Linked DNA regions of Homo sapiens: regions 1 and 3 are each linked to region 2. A link is a contact called in ENCODE Hi-C or POLR2A ChIA-PET data. All regions are on one chromosome and are shown on one strand. Each heading gives the region's core, a stretch centred on a gene start or an enhancer-like site at or near the end of the contact. The rest is flanking DNA. Distances are from core to core; before and after follow the strand shown.

Region 1 (2,666 bases), core at 83-2,582, 490 kb before region 2:
TCATAGGGGATGACGTGTGCATCTACTTTGAGATAAATCCATGGGTGATGGCACAACCTTACTCCTGGTGGGAGAGCTGACCCAGGGTCCAGCACCCTCTTCCAACGTGATAACTTCTAGTCCTCAGGGTGAGAGCCTCAGGCTTGCTGGGGGTGGGGTGGAGGGAGTTTAGGAGGAGGCAGAGAGACATAGGGGACATTTAGAGGTTCATCAGGCTAAGGGAGGTTGCTACTCCTTTTCAAGGCAGGAAACAAGGGTTAGTTCCAGACTCCTATCCAGACATCTGGCATCCTCCTAATTTCAATAAATAGCCATCAAGATAACAACAGGCTACCATGTGTTGCAAAATGCCACTTTACACTGGTAACAATATCACTATATATACACATACATATATATACACACACACATATAATACATATGTGTGTGTGCGTGTACATATATATATATACATATATATATATATATATTTTTGTTGTTGTTGTTTGTTTGTTTGTTTGTTTGAGATGGAGTCTGGCTCTGTTGCCCAGACTGGAGTACAGTGGCCCAATCTGGGCTCACTGCAAGCTCCGCCTCCCGGGTTCACGCCATTCTCCTGTCTCAGCCTCCCAAGTAGCTGGGACTACAGGCGTCTGCCACCATGCCCAGCTAGGTTTTTGTATTTTTAGTAGAGACAGGGTTTCACCGTGTTAGCCAGGATGGTCTCGATCTCCTGACCTCATGATCCGCCCGCCTCGGCCTCCTAAAGTGCTGAGATTATAAGCATGAGCCACTGCGCCCGGCCTATATGTATATATTTTTGAGAGGCAGGGTCTCACTCTGTCACGCAGGCTGGAGTGCAGTGGTACCATCATAGTGCATTGCAGCCTTGAACTCCTGTGTTTAAACAATCCTCCCGCCTCAGCCTCCCGGGTAGCTGGGACTACAGGTGTGTGCTACCATGCCCCGCTAACTTTTAAAATTTATTTTGTAGGATGGGCTCTCATTATGTTGCCCAACCTGGTCTCCAACTCCTGGCCTCAAGTGATCCTCCCACCTCAGCCTCCCAAAGTGTTGGAATTACAGGTGTGAGCCACTGCACCTGGCCTCTTACCTAACTTATTTGGTAATGAAACCTGATCTGATTGGACATGAAGCTCTTTATACTTGTTATTTACCCCATTTGATGTAAATAGTTACACATTTTATGGCAGAAATATTGTGTTTGATTATAGGGCTGCCTTAGACCCAGCTGAGGGTGTCATGTCCCACATGGGAATCTCAAAATATTCTCAACTTTGAAACACATCTGCCTGTAACGATTTCAAGTAAGGAACTGTGGATGTGTATTAATATCCCTCACATGACAAAGGCGGTGGCTGAAAGGTCAATCAATTTGCTTATGACTCATTCTGTGGCTCTGGGTGGTGACTCAAATTCTAAAACCGGTTTTCTTTCTACCCAAGATCCAAGCTGGTTGCAACTGAGTCACTTCCAAGGCTCATCACTTCTCCAGTCTCTGAGCCCAAGTGGCCAATGCCTCTAGCCACTTCCCCCCTGCCCACCTGCTGGTTCCAATGGGAATGTGCTGGAAAGTGGAGACCCACCGACAATCTTTCTCAAACTCTTTGGACTCGTCAGTGCAGTGGAAGAATTTCCCCTTGAAGAGCTGCACAGCCACCACGGCGAAGATGAACATGAATAGCATGTAGACGATGAGGATGTTGAAGACGTTTTTAAGTGAGTTCACCACACAGTCAAACACAGCCTGTGGGGTGGAGTTGACAGAGAGCATGAGGGGCTGGGGACCTGCCCAACCTTCTGCCTCCAGTGGCCCATCATACCAAAATACTGCCATGATCATTCCCATTTTACAGGCAAGGTCATAAGTCAAGTCACTAGGGTAAGGTCCCCCCAGCTTTCAGAAATAAGCGTTGGAGGAGTTGGACTCAATCCTGGCATTCTATGGATCTAAAACTCCCAGATGGGATACCAGAGATGCTTTTAAGTGATACAGGAGCCCAACACAGAAAAACAAGGTAACAAAGTTACTTCCTTTCCAACTCTCTCAATCCTTTTGAGTGAAGGAGAAATTTTTACTTAGTTGCTACCATGTTAACACCTACCATTGACATTTTCCCTCTTTAACCAAGAAAGAGCAGTTGTCAATGCACAAAGCCTTAGGCAGGCAGCCATATTTGGTTAGATTTCCATAACAGTATCTGTTTTCTGTCTTTAATTTTTAGTAGAGACAGAGTCTAACTATGTTGCCCAGGCTGGTCTCATTCTCCTGGGCTCAAGCAACACTCCTGCCTTGGTCTTTCAAAATGCAGGGATTACGGGTGTGACTTGATTTAAAGAAACATATTACATAAGAGATAATACTGGGGACCCCCAGGTGAAGCATAGAGTGAAAGTGGGTGCTCTAATGACTGGATTTTATTTCCCTTAATATATATATATGTTTTTGAATGACAGGCTTTTGGGAAATGCTGGTTCATGCTATTTTGGAATGGGAGATACTAGAGCCTAGAATAGGTAGATGAAAAGTCAAAATTTTATGGAACAAGAAATCTAGTTCCTGCTTCCCAGATCACGGTTATACCCTTTTAAATCCATATGATGCCTTCATGCGAATTAGGAAAAAGGATCTTAACCCCAAGACACTTCATCTAAAGAAAAACTGC
Region 2 (2,754 bases), core at 77-2,576:
TATGTACCTATGCAGGGGAGTCCCACAAAATACAAGACTCCAAAAAGGATCAGAGAGGCTGGGCCCAGTGGCTCATGCCTGTAATCCAGGCACTTTGGAAGGCCAAGGCAGGCAGATCACCTGAGGTTGGGACTTCCAGACCAGTCTGGCCAACATGGTGAAACCCCATCTCTACTAAAAATACAAAAAATAGCCGGGCGTGGTGGAAGGTGCCTGTAATCCCAGCTACTCGGGAGGCTGAGGCAAGAGAATCACTTGAACCTGGGAGGTGGAGAGCGCAGTGAGCTGAGATCACGCCATTGAACTCCAGCCTGGACCACAGAGCAAGACTCCCTCTCAAAAAAAAAAAAGTATCAAAGAAAAGAATAGGGGTTTGGGGCTTCTGGGAGGATGGTGGTAACACAAGTTATGGGAGGGTAAGGGGAGAAATTGTATGATGGAGAAAGTCTGTCTTGTTAAGCAAATAAAAAAGTCTTGCAGGTAATAAAAGTTGTCTCAGAGCAGCCCTCAGAAGGATACATGATTGGGAATGGTTTCACTCTTCCCTAGTTAATAAGATCGTAGGAAAGCATTCCTCTTTCTGTCTTTAGGCAGATAAGAGAAATTCAGAGAAAACCTCTCCTTCCCTGCATTTGCTGTTCCCCCAAGTGCCCTTATTTTGAAGCAATCAGCAGACAAAAGCGCATATCCCTGTGTTCCAATGAAATTTTATTTACGTACGCTGAAATTTGAATGTTTTATTTTCATAAGTCGTAAAATAGTTTTTCCCCCACCTAACTATTTAAAAATGCAAAAACAGAGCAGTGGTTCACGCCTGTAATCCCAGCACTTTGGGAGGCAGGAGGATTGCTTGGGCCCTGGAGTTCGAGACTAGCCGGGGCAACATAGTAAGACCTTGCCTGTGCAAATAATTTTTCTTGAGACGGAGTCTTGCTGTTGTTGCCCAGGCTGGAGTGCAGTGGCGCGATCTCGGCTCTTTGCAACCTCTGCCTCCCGGGTTCAAGCAATTCTTTTGCCTCAGCCTCCCAAGTAGCTGGGACTACAGGGGCCCGCCACCACACCCTCGCTGACCGGCTGCAGCGCGCAGGACAGCACGCCTGGGAGGGCGGTGCCAGGAGGCGGGCCTCGGATTGGGCCTCACGTAGTGGGCTGGACAGAGGATGGAGCCTCTTGGCGTAAGCGCGGTTGGGCGGGGCATTCCTGGATTGGCCCACTCCGGCGTCGCAGAACGCTTGGCGTATCGTCCTTCAGCCAATCAGCGTGGAGCTGCTGCCTCGCCCCGCCTCACGCCGGCGTCCTGGGGGCGCGGAGAGGGCGCCCAGGTTCACCGCGCTCTCAGCGCGCACTTCCGGGCACGGTCAGGGCGTGACGTCGGGAGGAGGGCAGGTAAGTGCCGGCGGGCGGAGGAGCGGGGAGGGCCGGGGGTCCGGCAGCCGCCTCACCCTGGCCTCGGAGCTGCCCGGCGCGCCCTTCCGCGTCGGGGGACGCGGAGCTGAGGACCCGATTTAGATGCCCGGAGCCGGCCCAGGTCCCAGCCAGGACCAAAGTCCCTGAGGCCCCAGCTGAGACCTCTGACCCAAGTGCCCGGGACCCGGTCCCATCCTAGCCCGGATCCATATTATGCCTGAAGGGTCCTGGGTTTTTGCATCGGGAAAATGGGACCAATAAGTCCCTATCTCACCAGATTTTATAAAAATGATTCTTGTAAAACCGTGAGCAGCAGAAATGACTAAACTGCCAAACGTTTAACTCGGCGTCAGGCGCTGCCCTGAATGCCTTAACCAGCCATTTTTACACATAAGGAAAATGAGGCTTAGAGAGAGAAAACAATTTGCCCCAAGTCAAGCAGATAGGAAGCAGCAGGGTGGAGCTCCGAGCCCAAGCCGTAAGCCCAGGACAAACAGGGTCGGTAATTACTTTTGCACCAAGGACCGGAGATATCTACACGCCCACCCGATAGCCCCGTCTGCCATTTACTGGGGTAACAAAACCATCTTAAGACACACACACACCCTCGAGCTCCTGTAAACGGAGTATTTGCTCTTTGCAGGCTCTTCCCGTGGGTTAGTTGATTCACAGCATCCCCAGAAAGTCAGTCTTGTCGTCGTCATTCGCCCTTTACCGGTGACGAAATACAAGCCCAGGGAAGCGCAGTCACTGACCAAGGTCACCCAGCTGATGAGGAGTGGAGCTGGGATTCAAGCCCAGGGAGCCGTGTCCCCTAACGCCTCAAGGGGCACTTAGCTATTTTGTTGGCAAAAGTATTTTTAGGTTGGAAGGGACCTTGGAATAATCCAATCTAAAGGACACACTTTATAGTTGGAGGATACAAGACTAAGGTGAGGGTAGAACAGTTTATATCCGGGACTTTGCACCACTGCCTCACCACCTCACTACACCACTCCCACTCCATCAGAAGCTCTTCCATCAGCTTCTTTCTTTCTTTTTGTTGGAGACAGAATCTCACTCTTGTCACCTTGGATGGAGTGCAGTGGCGTGATCTCGGTTCACTGCAACCTCCGCCTCCCAGATTCAAGCGATTCTCCTGCCTCAGCCTCTCCAGTAGCTGGGATTACAGGCGTACGCCACCAGGCCTGGCCAATTTTTGTATTTTTAGTAGAGACAGGGTTTCACCATGTTGGCCAGGCCGGTCTTGAACTCCTGACCTCAAGTGATCCACCTGCCTCAGCCTCCCAAAGTGCTGGGATTACAGGCGTGAGCCACCGAGTCCGGCCCCCAAGAATGGTTTTAAAT
Region 3 (2,771 bases), core at 2-2,501, 260 kb after region 2:
TCAGGCTTCATTTGCTCCCCCATTCCCAGTAGGGGAGACCTCGATGGGCAGGACCCAGAAACGTTCCATCTCCAGGAACAAACCCCCGCAACCTCAAACCAGGAAACATCAGGTCTCAAACAGCAGCCCAGAGAAAAGCACTCAGGTTTCTGTTCCTCTAAAGCATTCCCTCATGGTCACTCCTCCCTACCATGGACTTTGATTTCTGCAAACCAGATCCTCCACGCTAAAGCCAAATCGACTCCTAGCTCCTCCATGAAACTTTGCTTCCTCTTTGCTTCCTCCCAGAGAGAAGGTGGCAGGTTTAGGAGTGGGCTGCAGTGTTGAAATCAGGACTAGCTGACAGTTATTTTATCAAACCACATTCAGAAACGGTAGATACGAGGAAAAGGTTCAAAGATAAGCCGTAAGTAAAATTCCTGGAAGGAATGAGGAGTCCCGGTACTGCAGGAAAAGGGCGATGTCAATGATTCTCCCCATTTTACAGGATGGAAAACTGAGGCCTCAGATGGACAGGCACTTGTCCAAGTTCTGAGTCCTGGGACAACTGCAAAGCTCTTAAGGAAGAAGGGAGTCGCTTAAGGATCTGGAAGGCGGACCGGGTGGTGGCTGCCCACCCTGGTTCCCGAGGTGGAGGTTGGGGAGACCCAGCCGGCCCCGCCCATACCTTCCCTCCTGGTCCCGCCCACCCACCTTGGCCCCGCCTCGTACCTCCCTCGCTCCCATTGGCCCAGCCTCCCCAGGCCCGCCCCTTCGCGCTCCCGACATATAAAAGCCCCCCGCCCCGGCCTGCCGACCTCCACTCGCCGCGGGCCTGCGAGCGCCCGCCCCTCGCGGGGGCCGGGCCGCGGGGACGGGGGCGGGTGGTGTCGTTCCAGCCGGGCCCCGGCCCCCTCCCCCACGGTCCAGACAGTCGCCGCCGCCATTTTGACCGCCCGCCCCTTCCCCCCGGACTGTGATTACAGAGACACCTACTGCCCCGGCCCCGCCGCCCACCCCGGCCCGGCCAGCCACCCCGGGGCCGCCCTGGTTACCTCCGCTTCTCCCCACTTCTGTCTGCGGAAACGCTTTTCGGAGGTCTCGGAGTCGATGTTGGGAAGGGGACGGGACGTGCTGGGGTCCCCGGGCCGGGCCTGGGGGGTGGGGGTGGGGGTCGGCCGGGCGGTTGTTGTTGTTGACTCGCGTTGCCGGGTTGCTTGGTCGCCACGACTACCGTGGCTATGGCGCCTCCGTTTCCCTCACCGGGGCAACTGTTGCTACCCACCCTAGTTACGTCACGCGCGGGGGCGGGGCCCGGGGTGATTGGCGGCGGCCGGAGAAGTGATTGGACGGCGCCAGGCCTTGCAGCTAAACTATTAGTTCCGATGCACGCTTTTCAACACCCTCTGGACTTCCCGGCGATCTGATTTATCAGTATGAATGTCCATCAAAAGAAACTGAACCCTCAAAGGCAGCCGGGCCCGTCACTCCGGCAGGGAAGCAGCTGGTTAAGAATAAAGGGGTAGGACTCGTGAGGACGGGATTGGTTTGCCGATGTAAAACCGGCCTCCTGGTTCGACTAAAGGGACGTCAATCTACCAAAGGTTTGCCGCGCTCTCTGGCTGGAGGCCGTGCGCATGCTCGGCACGCAAGGCCGATTGGGAGTTGTAGTCCGCTCTTGCGTACACTTTACATGTCTTACCAAATTAAAAAGGCGAGAAAGGAAGACTCCGCTCCAGACTTCTCTCTCGCTCGGTGGGCCAGTTTCTGGCTTCTTGCGCTGACGTCAGGGGAGGAATGCAGTGACGCAGCGCAGCCCCTCTGTGACGACAGCGGCGAAGGCCGGACTCGGGATTCGATGACGTCACTGGGCGCGCGTCCCCCTTCCCCACTGCCCATGGCCCCGTCGGGGTTGGGTGGAAGCGGGAGGCCGCGGCGGGGTTCGATCCCAGCTCCCACCCGCTGGGGTGACATCCTCCTCCGCCCAAGCCGGCCAGACAGCGCGGCCGCCGCGCCTTCTCCCGCCTCCCGGTCCCCTCCAGCCGGAAAAGGTCACCGCTGCCGGGGTGACCGCGGCTATCTCTGCCCCGCAGGCGGTGCGGCCGCCTTGGGAAAGGTCTCTGCAAGGCGGGGGACTTCATTCGCGGCTTCAACCGCGGTAGATAAGCAAAGGTCAGCCCCGACCCAGCCCAGGGAGCTTGGTCCGCCCAGGAGAGCTCACCACAACCCCCGCCACACACACACACCTCCCACACATACGCTCCTCTGTGCCTCAGTTTCCTCAAGGGACTGTCTGGGTGCTGCAGGACGAGAAGAGACAGAAACAGGGCCCGGACTAGGGTGAACATCTTGGGAGCAAAAACTCAGTCATCAAGATAAATAATCTTCTAATTCAATATTTGTTAAATATCCAAATTAATGGGAAAAAATAAATCTATGATGAACAAAACATCACAATTTTAAATAAAGACAGGATCCGCCAACACAGGGATTAAGGTGAGATGCGTTATGCAAGCTCAGGGTCAGATCTTGTGTTTAAAATAAATTTATTATTATTATTTTTTGAGACGGAGTCTCACTCTGTCGCTGAGGCTGGAGTGCAGTGGCGCAATCTCGGCTCACTGCAAGCTCCGCCTCCCAGGTTCACGCCATTCTCCTGCCTCAGCCTCCCGAGTAGCTGGGACTACAGGTGCTCGCCACCACGCCCGGCTAATTTTTTGTATATTTAGTAGAGACGGGGTTTCACCGTGTTAGCCAGGATGGTCTCGATCTCCTGACCTCGTGATCCGCCC

What was found. Hi-C counts contacts between places; a loop is a spot of excess contacts on that map. ChIA-PET counts read pairs that join two places held with the same protein, here RNA polymerase II (POLR2A). Pooled maps may share reads with other maps.
Region 1: a loop to region 2 is called in a pooled map, with 3 times the contacts of the local background. The contact joins the enhancer-like site here to the promoter of YJU2B in region 2. A Hi-C loop is called at or near these places in 2 of 168 maps with a recorded cell type or tissue (CD4-positive, alpha-beta memory T cell and CD8-positive, alpha-beta T cell), 6 of 37 single-sample maps with no recorded cell type and 10 of 50 pooled maps. POLR2A ChIA-PET finds 5 or more read pairs at or near these places in 1 of 52 experiments (BJ).
Region 3: a map of endothelial cell of umbilical vein shows a loop between it and region 2 (5-fold over the local background). The contact joins the promoter of RFX1 here to the promoter of YJU2B in region 2. A Hi-C loop is called at or near these places in 1 of 168 maps with a recorded cell type or tissue (endothelial cell of umbilical vein), 4 of 37 single-sample maps with no recorded cell type and 15 of 50 pooled maps. POLR2A ChIA-PET finds 5 or more read pairs at or near these places in 6 of 52 experiments (B cell, CD8-positive, alpha-beta memory T cell, Caco-2 and 3 more).

What each region holds. Positions count from the first base shown.
Region 1 is chr19:13,259,864-13,262,529 of GRCh38, forward strand. CACNA1A (calcium voltage-gated channel subunit alpha1 A) reads right to left here. Exons shown (of 47, transcript NM_001127222.2): 26 at 1,587-1,747. Among named protein-coding and RNA genes, the nearest start is that of IER2, 110 kb to the left of the region's middle. RefSeq lists enhancers at 875-2,074, 1,283-1,512. Within about 2 kb of position 1,333, at least 7 of the 41 ENCODE cell types and tissues checked have a DNase peak (open chromatin) inside an H3K27ac peak, as active enhancers do.
Region 2 is chr19:13,746,569-13,749,322 of GRCh38, forward strand. YJU2B (YJU2 splicing factor homolog B) reads left to right here and starts at 1,327. Exons shown (of 10, transcript NM_030818.4): 1 at 1,327-1,386. RefSeq lists a silencer at 1,308-1,617.
Region 3 is chr19:14,005,069-14,007,839 of GRCh38, forward strand. RFX1 (regulatory factor X1) reads right to left here and starts at 1,252. Exons shown (of 21, transcript NM_002918.5): 1 at 1,035-1,252. RefSeq lists enhancers at 478-1,006, 1,007-1,534, 1,535-2,062 and silencers at 674-1,053, 1,104-1,283.